Regions from separate parts of the Mus musculus genome. Here region 2 is linked to region 1. Evidence: chromatin contacts called from ENCODE Hi-C or POLR2A ChIA-PET data. All regions are on one chromosome and are shown on one strand. Each heading gives the region's core, a stretch centred on a gene start or an enhancer-like site at or near the end of the contact. The rest is flanking DNA. Distances are from core to core; before and after follow the strand shown.

Region 1 (6,356 bases), core at 1,345-3,844:
CAAGTCCTCCATGTTTACTTTCTCTCCTTGGGAACCTCCTGTGTGTGCTCTATTGAACATAATGTAAGACCTGGCTGCTTCCTACTGAAGCAATGCTGCCAGGGAAGGAAAGAACAATGGCGACCTTTACCTTGGGAACTGGCTACCTAACACTATTGTTTGTCTTGCCATCATAGATGATCGATAACTTTAGGCAAAGGGGTAGGACAGATACCATCTTCCATATCCCCCATATCTACCAAGCTGCATTAATCACATTTTAGGTCAACCATCTACTGGAGCACGTGTCCTTTCTTGGACTTGAGTGTCTTGTGAGCAAGCACTCAGTATACGTATTAATTTTTGTCTCTGTAGCACACACTACAATGCCTGATCTACAGTGATCACCCATGCATTTCTGTTGGATGAAGAGTGAACACTGCTAACACACATAAACCACAGAAATAAAGATAATGCTACCCAAAAAAGTGGGCATGGAATATTGCTGTAAAATGCTCAATCAGTTAATGGCTTGTTTGCATTATTAACTTTTTCACACTAAGAGTCCTTAAGGTCTAAAAAACACAACATATAATTTCCTGATACTTGTTTCAGAGCAATCTGAGCTCCTTAGAATTTCGTTCCTTTTTTTTTTTTTTAGTTGCATTCGTCCAAGTGGCCTCAACCAATTTCACAGCCCATGAAATAACCGACATAGGTTTTTTTGTTTGTTTGTTTATTTGTGCCTGAAGATCAGCACCTAAGAGAACTACACTAAGCTCTGATGCAAAGATTTCAGAACGTACTGAGGAGACAGTATAGAAAAATAAACTGGGCAGAGCAACTCATAATATTGCTACCAAAAAAGTTTTCAATTTGAAAACAGCAGGCTCCTAGGAAATTTTTTCCCTGAAGAAAGAGTTTATAGGTTTTAAGCTGGGCATGGTAGCACACACCTTTAACCCCAACACTTGAGAGGCAAAGGCAGGCAGATCTCTGAATTCAAGACCAGCCTGATCTACTCCTGAGTTCGAGGCCAGTCTGGTCTACAGTGTGGATTCCAGAACAGCCAGGGCAGAGAAACCCTGTCTCAAAAAACCAAATAAATAAATAAATTAATTAATTAATTAATTAATTAAATTAAAAAATTAAAAAGTTCATAGGTTTTGTATTTTAAATAATCTGTCATGGGCTGGAGAGATGGCTCAGTTAAGAACATTCCCTGCTCTTCCCAGCACCCACACGGTGGCTCACAGCTGTCTGTAACTCCAGTGACAGGTGATCTGACACTGTCTTCTGGCCTCCTCGGGCACAGCACACAAGTGACAAATATAACATGTAGGCAAAACACCCACGCACACAAATAACAAACTAATAAAGAAAAAAAAAATAAAATAACCTCTTCTACTTGGCTTTTTCCACACATATTTCATTAGAGCAAAATCAAAGCGTTTAGAGTCACACTAAGAAGCACGGGTCTCAAAGAGGGTGGAGGCCCACCCAGACTTGGCATCCCGCAGTTCTCAATATTAAGACTGAGGTTTTAAGAAACTGAAGCCAGCCTAGACTATATAAAGACTCCACTCTGTCTCAAAACTCAATTAATTCAATAACAATTAAAAAGTGTAATGTGTCACATAGGTATTGTTACAAAAGAACAATTAATTATTCCTTAAACAGTGACTAAGCCTCACATGCTTCCTATATAATTAGTCACTCACATGATTTGAACGTGATTTTGAGAATTATAACAAGATGAAGCACTTTCTAGTCTTTTCTTAAATGAACAAAAATTTTAACTGAACAAACTGGTAGTAAAATGTGTAGCATTTTTGTTTGACTGGAAATTTCTAAATCCGAAAAGCTCGCTAGGAGCGTGTTAACTACTGCTACAAAAATAATGCTAGCCTGTGCTTTTACTGTTAATATTATGCTTAAGTTGTACCCATCCATCTTTTTTCTCATTTTGAAAGTCATGCGCTACCAGAGTAAAGTTTTGACTCCAACAAATATCGGTTGTTCTGGGCTATTTAAAGATTCTGGGAGTTTTCCTTCTCATCCTCCGCGCCTGGCTCTCGCAGCACCTTCAAAACAGTCAATAAATACGAAAACTGCAACCACCAGGGCTTAGATGTGTGCTTACGGGAGCGATGCGAATTAAACCTGGTAAGTCTTAGGTCTCTAGTTCAAGACTGCCCTCGGCAGCAAAAAGGGTGTCCAGTACTGCACTTTTTTTTTCCCAAAGGGACGGGTGTTAACGAGCTCGGGAGAAAGCAGGAAGTTTGTATCAGCAACTTAAGCCTCGTACGAACAAGGCTTTTCCCCCACTCCTGCTCTGGGTGACTGGAACAACCCTTCTCGGTATCCCAATCTCGGACAGGCAGGAGTCGGGCGAGCCAGAGACGCACCGAGGCTGCCCCCCGCCGTCGAGAGCGGCGCCGCCCCTTCGCTCTCCGCCGGGGTTTCCAGGCACCCAGGCCGCCGCCCACTTTCGCCTTGCACACAGCGCGCCGGGCACCGCACTCACCCACATCTTGCTCGAACGGGTTGGCAGTGAACAGAGGCATCACGCCGGCAACCCGAGCTGAATCCCGACGCTCTGGCGGGACTCCGACTGCCCCAGCTGGGCGACCCGCCGCGGCTTCCTAGACGGCTTGGCCCAGCGGTGCCTTCACTTCCGCCGCCGTGCCTGCCCTGCGCGCGCCTGCCTGTCCGGCGCCCGGCCGCCGCGGCTCCAGCCCCACCGGTGGGGCCGCACGACGCTTGGCTGAGCTCTAACACCCTGTAGTGGCCTCTCTGCTGTCCCAAAGACGTGGCAGCCCCCGATCCGACGCCTGATCAGACACGGCAGCCGCCACAGTCACCTTTCCGCAGTGAGGACCCGAGAGAGCCACGGGGCCCAGGGGAGGGGCTTCAGGGCCGGAAGTTGTGGTAGCTGGAGATGCCAGAGGCCGCCGAGCTTGCAGATCCTGAGTGGCGAGGCGGGGTGCGTGGCTCGGGAATGTCGTTTCCTTCGCCCCAGGTTGTGACAGCAGCTCTTCTCGAACCCGAGTACTTCCTGGGTACCAGGTCAGGTCTTGCTACTCGGACCCCGCGCCCGCATCGCGTCTGGTTGCTATGGAAACAGCTGTCGCCTTATGAGAGGCGCTGAGAATTGCCGCCTGGGTTGTAGATGCTCATGGGATCCCGCGGTTAACCAAGCCGAAATAGTCACCCTGGAAAGCGGCTGTGGAGAGACTCTTTGCTTCTCATTTCTCCTGCATGAAAACAGAGCTTGGACCATGGAATATAAAGACGAGTGAAGGGACTGGAGAGGTGGCTCAGCAATTAAGAGCGCTTGCTGCTGAGGTTTTCGTACCTTCGCGGAGGCAGGGGTTACAGCAGTCTGTAATGCCTAGTTCCTGGGAACCCGACACCCTCTTCTGGCTTCCGTAGGCATCTACACTCACCGTCCTATACCCACATGCAGACACGTAAAATTAAAAATCTAATGCCTGGCGTTGTGGCCCACGCCATTAATCCCAGCACGTGGTAGGCAGAGGTAGGCGGATCGCTGAGTCATGTTCAAAGATGAGTGAAGTGCACTCAAGCATTATAGTGCAAAAACATTTATAATGACTTAGTTATGTATAAGAGTCATAAATCCGGGTTCCCACCAGATCCAGCCAGGCATTTAAATAAGTATAAGTGTGCAAACACTCTTCCTGCAATACGTTGCCCTGTACGTCTTCACCCTGCTTCGTATCTGTTCATATCATTTATCACTCTCTATAGTACAGATAATTGTAGTATCCTTATTCATTAGACTATAAATTCCATGAGTTTTGTTCACAGTGTGAACGCAGGATCTAAAAAACAGTATCTGGTAAGAAAGTGCACGGTAAGTACTTTTAGAATGTGGCCATGGCTTTTGAATGGAAAAGCACACATCTAAAGCTGGCACCTTGAGCCGACGAAATCACTTGGCTGTAAAAGCCCTTCTAGCCCAAGCCTGAAGAGTGATGTTCAGCACCCAGAAGCCAAGGCAGAAGGAACCAACTCCAGAAAGGTGTCTTCTCCCCGCCACACACACACCCTTCGGCAGTATCCCGAGCACGGACCCTCCAACTCACACATATCATAAACACACATAATTTAAAAGATCTTTATAACCAGGCATGGTGGTACAGGCGGGTGGATCTATATAGTTATCCACCTATATAGATTACAGGTCAGACAGGGCTGTATAGTGAGACCCGGTCTCAAGTAATTAAGTATTTTTAAACTAAAGCTGGCAGCTCTAGTCAGTTTCAGCCATTTATTGAAGCACGAGCCCTTCCTTCTAGGACTTGAAGTTTTTCAACAATTTTTTTTTAATTTTGAGAATCATTTCAGTGTTTATTTATTTATGGACTCTTCTTTCAGTTTTGAGATAGGATCTTCTGTACCCTACATATCGACATATTAAAGAAGCAGACGTTATTTTCCAACCTCTAGTGTAAGGAGATGATAATAGATTCTTCCTGTGTGAAATCATCTGAATTGAATACATTATCTACTATAAAGTTAGGTTTACAAGTGAGATGGAAACATTTGCAGGTTAATGGACTAGTTTTTTTTTTTTTTAAGCATCTTAATCTAGAGTGTTCAGAATATGTCTGGACACTTTCTAGGATTAATCCCCAGTGTTAGAATGGAAATAAGTTACCTAGAAATTTGGCAGAACCTGTTAATTTTTTTCCCTCTACTTTTTTTTTTTTAACTTTATTTAATGTATTGTTGCTCTGCTGCATATACATCCTCCTGCCAGAAGAGGGCATCAGATCCCCCTATAGATGGTTGTGAGCCACCATGTGGTTGCTGGGAACTGAACTCATGACCTCTGGAAGAGCAGCCAGTGCTCTTACCCACTGAGCCATCCCACCAGCCCAAACCTGTTAATTTTTTAATTCTAGCATATAAGACACATGGCACCCATTTAGGGATATTTTGGAATATAATCTGATATCAATCCACATGTGAATAAGGAGTCCCAAACAGTTAGGTTGCTAGCAAAGACCACATGAGATAACTTAAAAGTACTTGTATTAAAAGCAAAGAATTGAGGGATAGCCTTTGAAAATATCATTTTAGAGGATCCTTGCTCCTGCTGTTTTATGGTGAGCATGCTCAAGTATCTTTATTTACCTGCTAGCATACATACCTAGTCAGTCAGTGAGTTCACTTAATTAAGAACAGTTTCGGTAGTGATCAGGAGCAAACCCTGTGTTAGCCACAAGAGGATAGTTGAGTTTTGTTACTTCACGTATAGAAGGAATTGAGCACTTAAAAGATATGTCTGAAATAACCTGCAAATTCAGATGTGCAAAGTAATTTGACTTGTTCATTTTTATTTTTTTAAGATTTATTTATTTATTTAATGTATGTGAGTACACTGTCACTGTCTTCTGACACACCAGAAGAGGGCATCAGATCCCATTACAGATGGTAGTGAACCACCATGTGGTTGCTGGGAATTGAACTCTAGAATAGCAGTCAGTGCTGTTAACCGCTGAGCCATCTCTCCAGCCCCCTTGTTCATTTTTCTTAATGCAGTATCTTTCGTACTTATCTCCATGGTGACAGGAAATACAATCAATTTCAGATAAATCCTGTTTCAGTGTTTTTCTCTGTTACTTGGGTTTACAATCAGCAAGTTCGATACCTTTACCTTAGGCCACGTACTCATGTATGCACCAAGATCCATCTTCAGGTATGTTCTCACTCTCCCGGCACATGCTTTTTGAGTTACCCTTATTATTCCACAATAGGGACAGTGTTTTCCAGACACACCATGACAAAGTTGAGTCTACTTGTTGGTGAAGAAACACCAAAGGCAGTGTGCTAAATCTTGAAAGAGGTAGAAGCATATTGCCGTTGTCTTCTAGCTAGGTGAAATAGGTCGGTCACTTGCATTCACAACATCAAGGAAATCTGTCAGCTCAAAGACCTAAATAAAGCTTATCCATCCAGAGAGCTCCTTCTGCATTCTGCAGTCTCATTCCTCCCACATCAGGAACTGAGCTAAATGAGTTTCATCTTATTAAATGTAAGTACCCACATAGAATTAGTGACTGGTATAGTAACTTGGCAGACACACACAGGAGGAGCTGCAGTGGGCAACTGAGCTTCCTGGAGACTGCACACCGTATTCTATGCTGCGGTGGGTGAATCCTGGAAAGGCATGGCCCTGGGAGCTTAGTCAGAGGATTGCTGTTGATATGCCTTTTCATATTTGTCAGTGCTGTATTCATTATTTTTCTGATAAGATGTGATGGGACAAAGGAAGTCCCTTTCTGCCTATAGTCTGTTATAATTGATTCCTGGGCATTAGCCCACCCTATTGGGCAAACTTCCTG
Region 2 (6,277 bases), core at 2,881-5,380, 200 kb after region 1:
GCTCTATGGAGGACTCTCTGGCCTCCCAGGTTGAGCGCAGCCTCTGTCAGCATTGTCTGTACAATGTGGCAGATTTATGGTGGAGGCTGCTTATCCTTTTGGGGATGATCAAGGTGTTTTTTCATCTCTTCGATTACCGTGAAGATAAAAAATATTTCAGTGCTGTGGTTCTGAGCAGGTGGAGATGGAGAGAGAGGGTGAGGAAGAGAAACTGAGGCTTCTTTTCACTATAATGATTCTTGAGCTGTCATTGGCCCCCTCCCTCCCTTCCTCCCTCTTCTGTCTGTCCCTCTCTAGTAAGGTTCTCTATGGCTGAACTGAATTGCTTTTCAACAAAATTGTTGGTGGTAGAAATTGGCCTATTAATCTTCCTGGTATGGTCACATAATGTTCTTCCTTGTGAGGCAGGGTCTCCTGTCGCTCAGAAGGTTGGCCTTGAACTCATCATGTCACTAAGGATGACCTTGCCCTCCTGATCCTTTCTGCCTCTGGAGTGTTGGGATCACACACTGGAGGTGCCTAGCTCCAAGGCAGACACAGTGTGACCATTAACTCTTGATGGTCAAAAACTGTTTTTGTGTATGATTTTAAATTTATCTCCATCAAGTCACAGGAAGTCTAATCACTGACCTTTGATCCAAAATGTTTTCTTTTGATCATAGGTGAAAATAGTGTTTCTGGTTTAATTAGTAAAGACCAGATGGACAACTGAAATGAGGGTGTATTTCTACACCATAAATACAAAGAGGCCTAAAAAAGCAACAATGCATTTTACTTAAAATGGATAGTTTTAGAAAAGTTTTTCATATCTAATTCCTGATTTTAAATTGAGCTACCATAAGAATGTATACTTTAAGGTCAAGTCCATCACCTGTTCATGCCAGATAATGGTTTTTAAGAAGCCTAGAAGGAGGGCTGGAGATATGGCTCAGCGGCTGAGAGCACTGACTGCTCTTCCAGACGTCCTGACTTCAATTCCCAGAAACCACATGGTGGCTCACAACCATCTGTAGTGGGATCCAGTGCCTTCTTTATATATGATCTTTAAAAAAGGAACGAAACCTAGAAGGAATTTGTAATAGCAGTCCTTTTAAGCACAACTGATACATCTGAGGAAATAAACCATCAGGCACACAGGCATGCCTCCTGCTTTGCCTTCCAGTCTCTGCCCTACCAGGTCCTTAGTGATAGCAAGCCTGGAGTTTTGAATTACAGCCCTCCGCTTACCTGTGCTAGGCAAGGATTGTATCCACCTGCTTTATTTCTCCTGCTTTGGCCAGGTGGTTGGGAACTAGAAATGATTGACAGCAGTCCCTAAAACAAGCACAAAGAGAACTGGCACTCTAGCCTCTCTCTCCTAAAAGGTACTGTGGAGAACTAGGGAGTCAGATGGCAGGAAGAGCAGAGAAAAGTTATATTCTTGGTTTTTATTTTTGTTGTTGTTGGTTTTTTTTGTTTGTTTTTTGGGTTTTTTTGCTTGTTTGTTTTTGTTTTTTTGAGACAGGGTTTCTGGAAATCCACCTGCCTCTGCCTCCCAAGTGCTGGGATTAAAGGCTTGCGCCACTACTGCCTGGCCGAAAAGTTACTTCTTGAAAGTTTCTCTTTCTATAATTGTTTTCTTAAAAAAAAAAAAAAAAGCAGCAACAAAATATCTTATATTGGAGACGAAGTTTCCAAACTTTCAAAATAACATGTGATGTGAAAGGGCTTCAAAAGGTACTGAGACTACTTCCTCTTCAAACTAGTTTCTTTCCCCAGTGTTATTAAAGTATCTCTTGAAGTTTAGCTTTTTGTTTGGAAATTTCCAGAATTTTCTGTGCAGGGTTCCTGTCGGCTATGTGGCCGATGCTTGGGTTACAGTTTGTGCAATCTCATCCACTTACTTCTCATAGATTCTGGTCCCATTTCCAGGGCAGACACCACTTTTGAAAGAAGACAAAATGAGATCACACCCAATGTGTTGCTTCATGCGCCTTACCCTTTTAACTTATGAATATATAAGGGAAACCGTTTCTTTTTCTGTCCTTTTCTTAAAAGGATCCTGGATGTTATTAAATTTCCCTTTTAAGAAGCAATAGTGATAACAGTCAATGAGAATATTCATGCTTCTCTTTAGAGCCAGCTTTGGTTAAATTTAGGGAGCGGTTTGCCATTGTAGTGACTAACATTGGCTATCAGCTTGCTACTCCTAGGCAGAGAGAACTTCACCTGAGGGATTGCTGCCATCAGATTGGCTTGTGGGGCCATTTTCTTGATTGCTAATTGCTGCGGGGGTGGGGGGAACAGCCCACTCTGGGTCGCACCATCTCTAGGCAAGTGGGTCTGGGCTGTGTAAGAAATGTCCCTGGATGTGAACCTGGGAACAAGATTCCATTGGTTTCTCAAGCTCCTGTCCTACCTTCTCTCAATAATGTACTGTAACCTGTAAGCGGAAAAGCCCTTCTCCTTCCCAAGTTGCTTTTGGCCATGGTGTTTATCACATCACAGAAGGCAAGCTAGAACACTAGTGGATCAAAGTCACTCCAAAAATGTTTTAAGTGATGGCTGTGTGTAGGATTCTATATGTTGTGTTGTGGAAGGCAATGGTGAACTAGTTGTGGCAGTGAAGAACAGACCAAGTAAGTAGGTCACATTGTATAATAAGTTATATATAAACTTACTATGGAAATAAAGGGCCCAGCTGTCCTAACATAGTGTGGGTTTAATTTGAAGTTTAGAGGATCACAGAGCTATGTCTAACTGCTTCTTTGTTGTTGTTTTTATTTTTCAAGACAGGGTTTCTCTGTATAGCCCTGGCTGTCCTGGAACTCACTTTGTAGACCAGGCTGGCCTCGAACTCAGAAATCTGCCTGCCTCTGCCTCCCAAGTGCTGGGATTAAAGGCGTGCGCCACCACTGCCCGGCTTGTCTAACTGCTTCTTAAGGTTCAGCAATAGTTTTCTTCTCCTTTTAGAAACATTTGGTTTCTTGTGTCGTATGTTTCTTGTCCCGGTGATTTCAAAGCTGTATTCTGGGAAAGGAGATGGCTCCTTGGGTAAAGAGCCTGAGCTTGCCTCTCTAATAACTACAGAAATGCTCAGCGTGCTGTTTGTAAGACTAGGGGAAATAACAGTCATTCGAAAGTCTATTTTTATTTTCTTTGTTACATGAAGGAAAAAGCAGTTGCCTTTCGGAACTGCTGTCTTAAATCATTCTCCTTGAATGTTAGTGTTTTTCTGGTTTCCTCAAGAAGTGGAGAAAATAACCCTTACTTTATAGGGCTTGTGGGCTGTTGTAGGGTTTGTCTGGGAAGATCGGTAAGCACTGTAGAGTTACTCTAGGATCCCTTACCGACCTAACCCAAAATGGAAAATGTGTTTTGTCTACCATCCTGCTGCATGCACACAGGTGACCCAATAGGCTTAGCTTTGGCCGGTGGAGAGTGATGACTATTCTTTGGACCATCGTATGAGATACATGTGCTCTATCCTAGCTGCTATGGCAGAGGAACTGCATGCTTTTTAATTCCTTAATTTTGAACCTCAGTGACTTCAACATTAAATACAACATTTCCTTTCCTTTCCTTTTTTTTTTATTCAAGGGTTCTAATTTTGTATTATTTATTATTGCATGAAACTAAGGATTAAATATGAGTGTCCTGAGTAATTTGAGAATGAGTCTCCTTCTCTGCTTTCTGTGTATTGATATGCATGTAACACTTTATGGACTGTGCTTTCTCCCTGTTGCTGGCATTTGGCTAACGTCCGTGTAAGAGGAAAAGGGAGCCCACATATTGAAAGTGCTCGCTCTTCGTGAACTGGGACTTTCTGAAATCTCAGATGACTCAGTTTTCATTCCCAGTTTGCTCTCACACTGCCTGCATCCACTGAGCATGTTAAAGCCTGACATCATGATGTAATCATTCTGATTTTGCAATATTTTAAAGTGGAGTGGAAGCATTGTGAGAATTACGGCAGCTTTCTTGATCAGATACACCCATCCTATCCTTCAGTATTGTTTTAAAGATACACCAGAACACACACACACACACACACACACACACACACACACACAAGAGAGAGAGAGAGAGAGAGAGAGAGAGAGAGAGATCAATCTGAGGGATTTGGCTGCCTCTTGTTCCTTTCCTGTCTCCTCCCTTTGTCTCCAGATGCTTCAGCAGATGGCTGTGTCAAAAGCTCTAAATTTGTACCTTGCATGACCTTTAGCCCAGAGGAAGGCAAGTTTCTTCTGAAGATAAACTTCCCAGCCATTGCTGGTGGACCTTTTGTCATATGTTATGGGTAAATTTAACTTTGTGGTCGTCCCTTCTGCAGATTAAATATCGAAGAGGGCTTCCAGTTTAGAGTGTAGCTTTCTTTGGGACTGTAACAAATTTTAAAGATGAGTGTTGTGAGCCGGGCGTGGTGGTGCACGCCTTTAATTTCAGCGCTCGGGAGGCAGAGGCAGGCAGATTTCTGAGTTCGAGGCCAACCTGGTCTACGAAGTGAGTTCCAGGACAGCTAGGGCTATACAGAGAAACCCTGTCTCAAAAAACAAAAACAAAAACAAAAACAAAAACAAAAACAAAAACAAAAAACAAAAAACAAAAAACAAAAAGAAGATGAGTGTCGTGACACTGGCTGTGTTCCACAATAGTGTTAGAGTTGAGTTCTAACAGCGTATGATACAGGAGAAACTGACAGGATCTCTTCGCTTCGATCTGGCCTTTAAAGGAGTTTTCAGGCTGCCTAGCAGACAAGGGCATGGGCTTCACAGTCAGGCAGCTTTGAGTTATGCCTCTGCTGTACTGTGCAAGGGCAGATCTTATCTAATCAGACCTGCTAGCATAGCATGAGGCCTGAGGAAGAGATCTTATACAGTCTATCACAGCCTGGTAATTTAAAAATTACTATTATTTCCTGTTCTTGGACGTTATTAATAGGTGCTCAACAAATGGCCAGTCATGTAGTCCTCTATCCTGAGAGCTCATTTTTAAATGTTTGTATCCAAGGACAGGACACTGGGACAAAGGGAGTATGCCATCAGACAGGGAATCAGAAAAAACAAAACCAAAAACCCTGCAGGAATAGTGTATCTTTATCATCTGCTGTCTAATTCATGGCTTTCTGAGCTGCTTGGATGTGTCTGGATCACAATACAGAGGATACCACTTGTCTTAAGGAAATGATTTATCCTTGTTTGTGGCAAGTCACTTTATAGAAGATGTCATATATACATATACACACACACACACATACACACACACACACATATATATACATATACACACATATATACATACATGCATGCATACATACATACTCAAACGCACAGGGTGAATACCTAAAGGTGGTTGGAGAAATAGATGTAACTCCTCTTCTGGAGGGTAGAAAATAAACCCACAGTGCCTTCTCTTCTTAGCACCAGGCTAAGTTTGAGAAAGAGAAGTCTCATTCCATCCTGTGACTTAAGCTCTTATGGCCGCATGCTGAAGGAAGTGAAGTCAGAGACAAACCATGGAGATGAGTGCTTCTGGTCTGAGCATGGCTGTGTGTGTGTGTGTGTGTGAGAGAGAGAGAGAGAGAGAGAGAGAGAGAGAGAGAGAGAGAGAGAGAGAGAGAGAGAGGAGAAGGAGGAGGAGGAGGAGGAGGAGGAGGAGAAAAGAAGAAAAGCAGTGGAGACAGTAACAGCCTGAGGGTCCTTGAAGACAACCTGGGTTGCCCACTAGCAGTGCTCAGGGTGAAAGGTGTAAGTCAGCATCTCACCCTCTCACTATTGTTGGCTTCTAGTCCTTCCCCTAGCCTGTCTCCCTTCTTATGAAGAATCAGTGTAGACATCGATATGAGGGAATTAGCCTGATGTAGTCTGGAGAAAATTTTAGGCCCACCCTACTTTCCGTTAGCTTTGAAAAATCTCCAGGGCAAGATCAGCAGTGTGCTCATCCTGACATGATAGAGGAAATGGGTCCTATTACTGTCACGAAAGGAGAAAGCTCATTTTGATTAGAAACAGAAGGACATTTATGAGGGGGCACTGGCGGATGAAGGACAAGCCCGGTTGTAGGGAATGTGATTGAAATTACACCATTGGGCTTTTTAGAGCCCCTTCAAGCTGTTGGAAGATAGCTAATTAGCACAGAAGCCATTTTCCAAAAACCACCCTGACCTAGAACAACAAAGAGATACCCAAGCTTCCTACAGTCTGAAATCTGTAGCCAGAAAGCAGGAAAAGGCCAGTGAATTTCCACAGGAGATCAGGCGAGCCTCTGATGTGCAAATGCCAGTGGGTGTGGGTGGACA

Evidence for each region. A loop is a pair of places that touch in the nucleus more often than their neighbours do. ChIA-PET counts read pairs that join two places held with the same protein, here RNA polymerase II (POLR2A).
Region 2: a loop to region 1 is called in a map of mouse embryonic stem cell, with 2.5 times the contacts of the local background. The contact joins the enhancer-like site here to the promoter of Stam2 in region 1. A Hi-C loop is called at or near these places in 1 of 37 maps with a recorded cell type or tissue (mouse embryonic stem cell). POLR2A ChIA-PET finds 5 or more read pairs at or near these places in 1 of 5 experiments (embryonic stem cell).

What each region holds. Positions count from the first base shown.
Region 1 is chr2:52,739,555-52,745,910 of GRCm38, forward strand. Stam2 (signal transducing adaptor molecule (SH3 domain and ITAM motif) 2) reads right to left here and starts at 2,595. Exons shown (of 14, transcript NM_019667.2): 1 at 2,507-2,595. The coding sequence starts at 2,546.
Region 2 is chr2:52,940,017-52,946,293 of GRCm38, forward strand. All of the region lies in intron 1 of Fmnl2 (formin-like 2), which reads left to right. Among named protein-coding and RNA genes, the nearest start is that of Gm52511, 66 kb to the right of the region's middle. Within about 2 kb of position 4,131, at least 1 of the 3 ENCODE cell types and tissues checked has a DNase peak (open chromatin) inside an H3K27ac peak, as active enhancers do.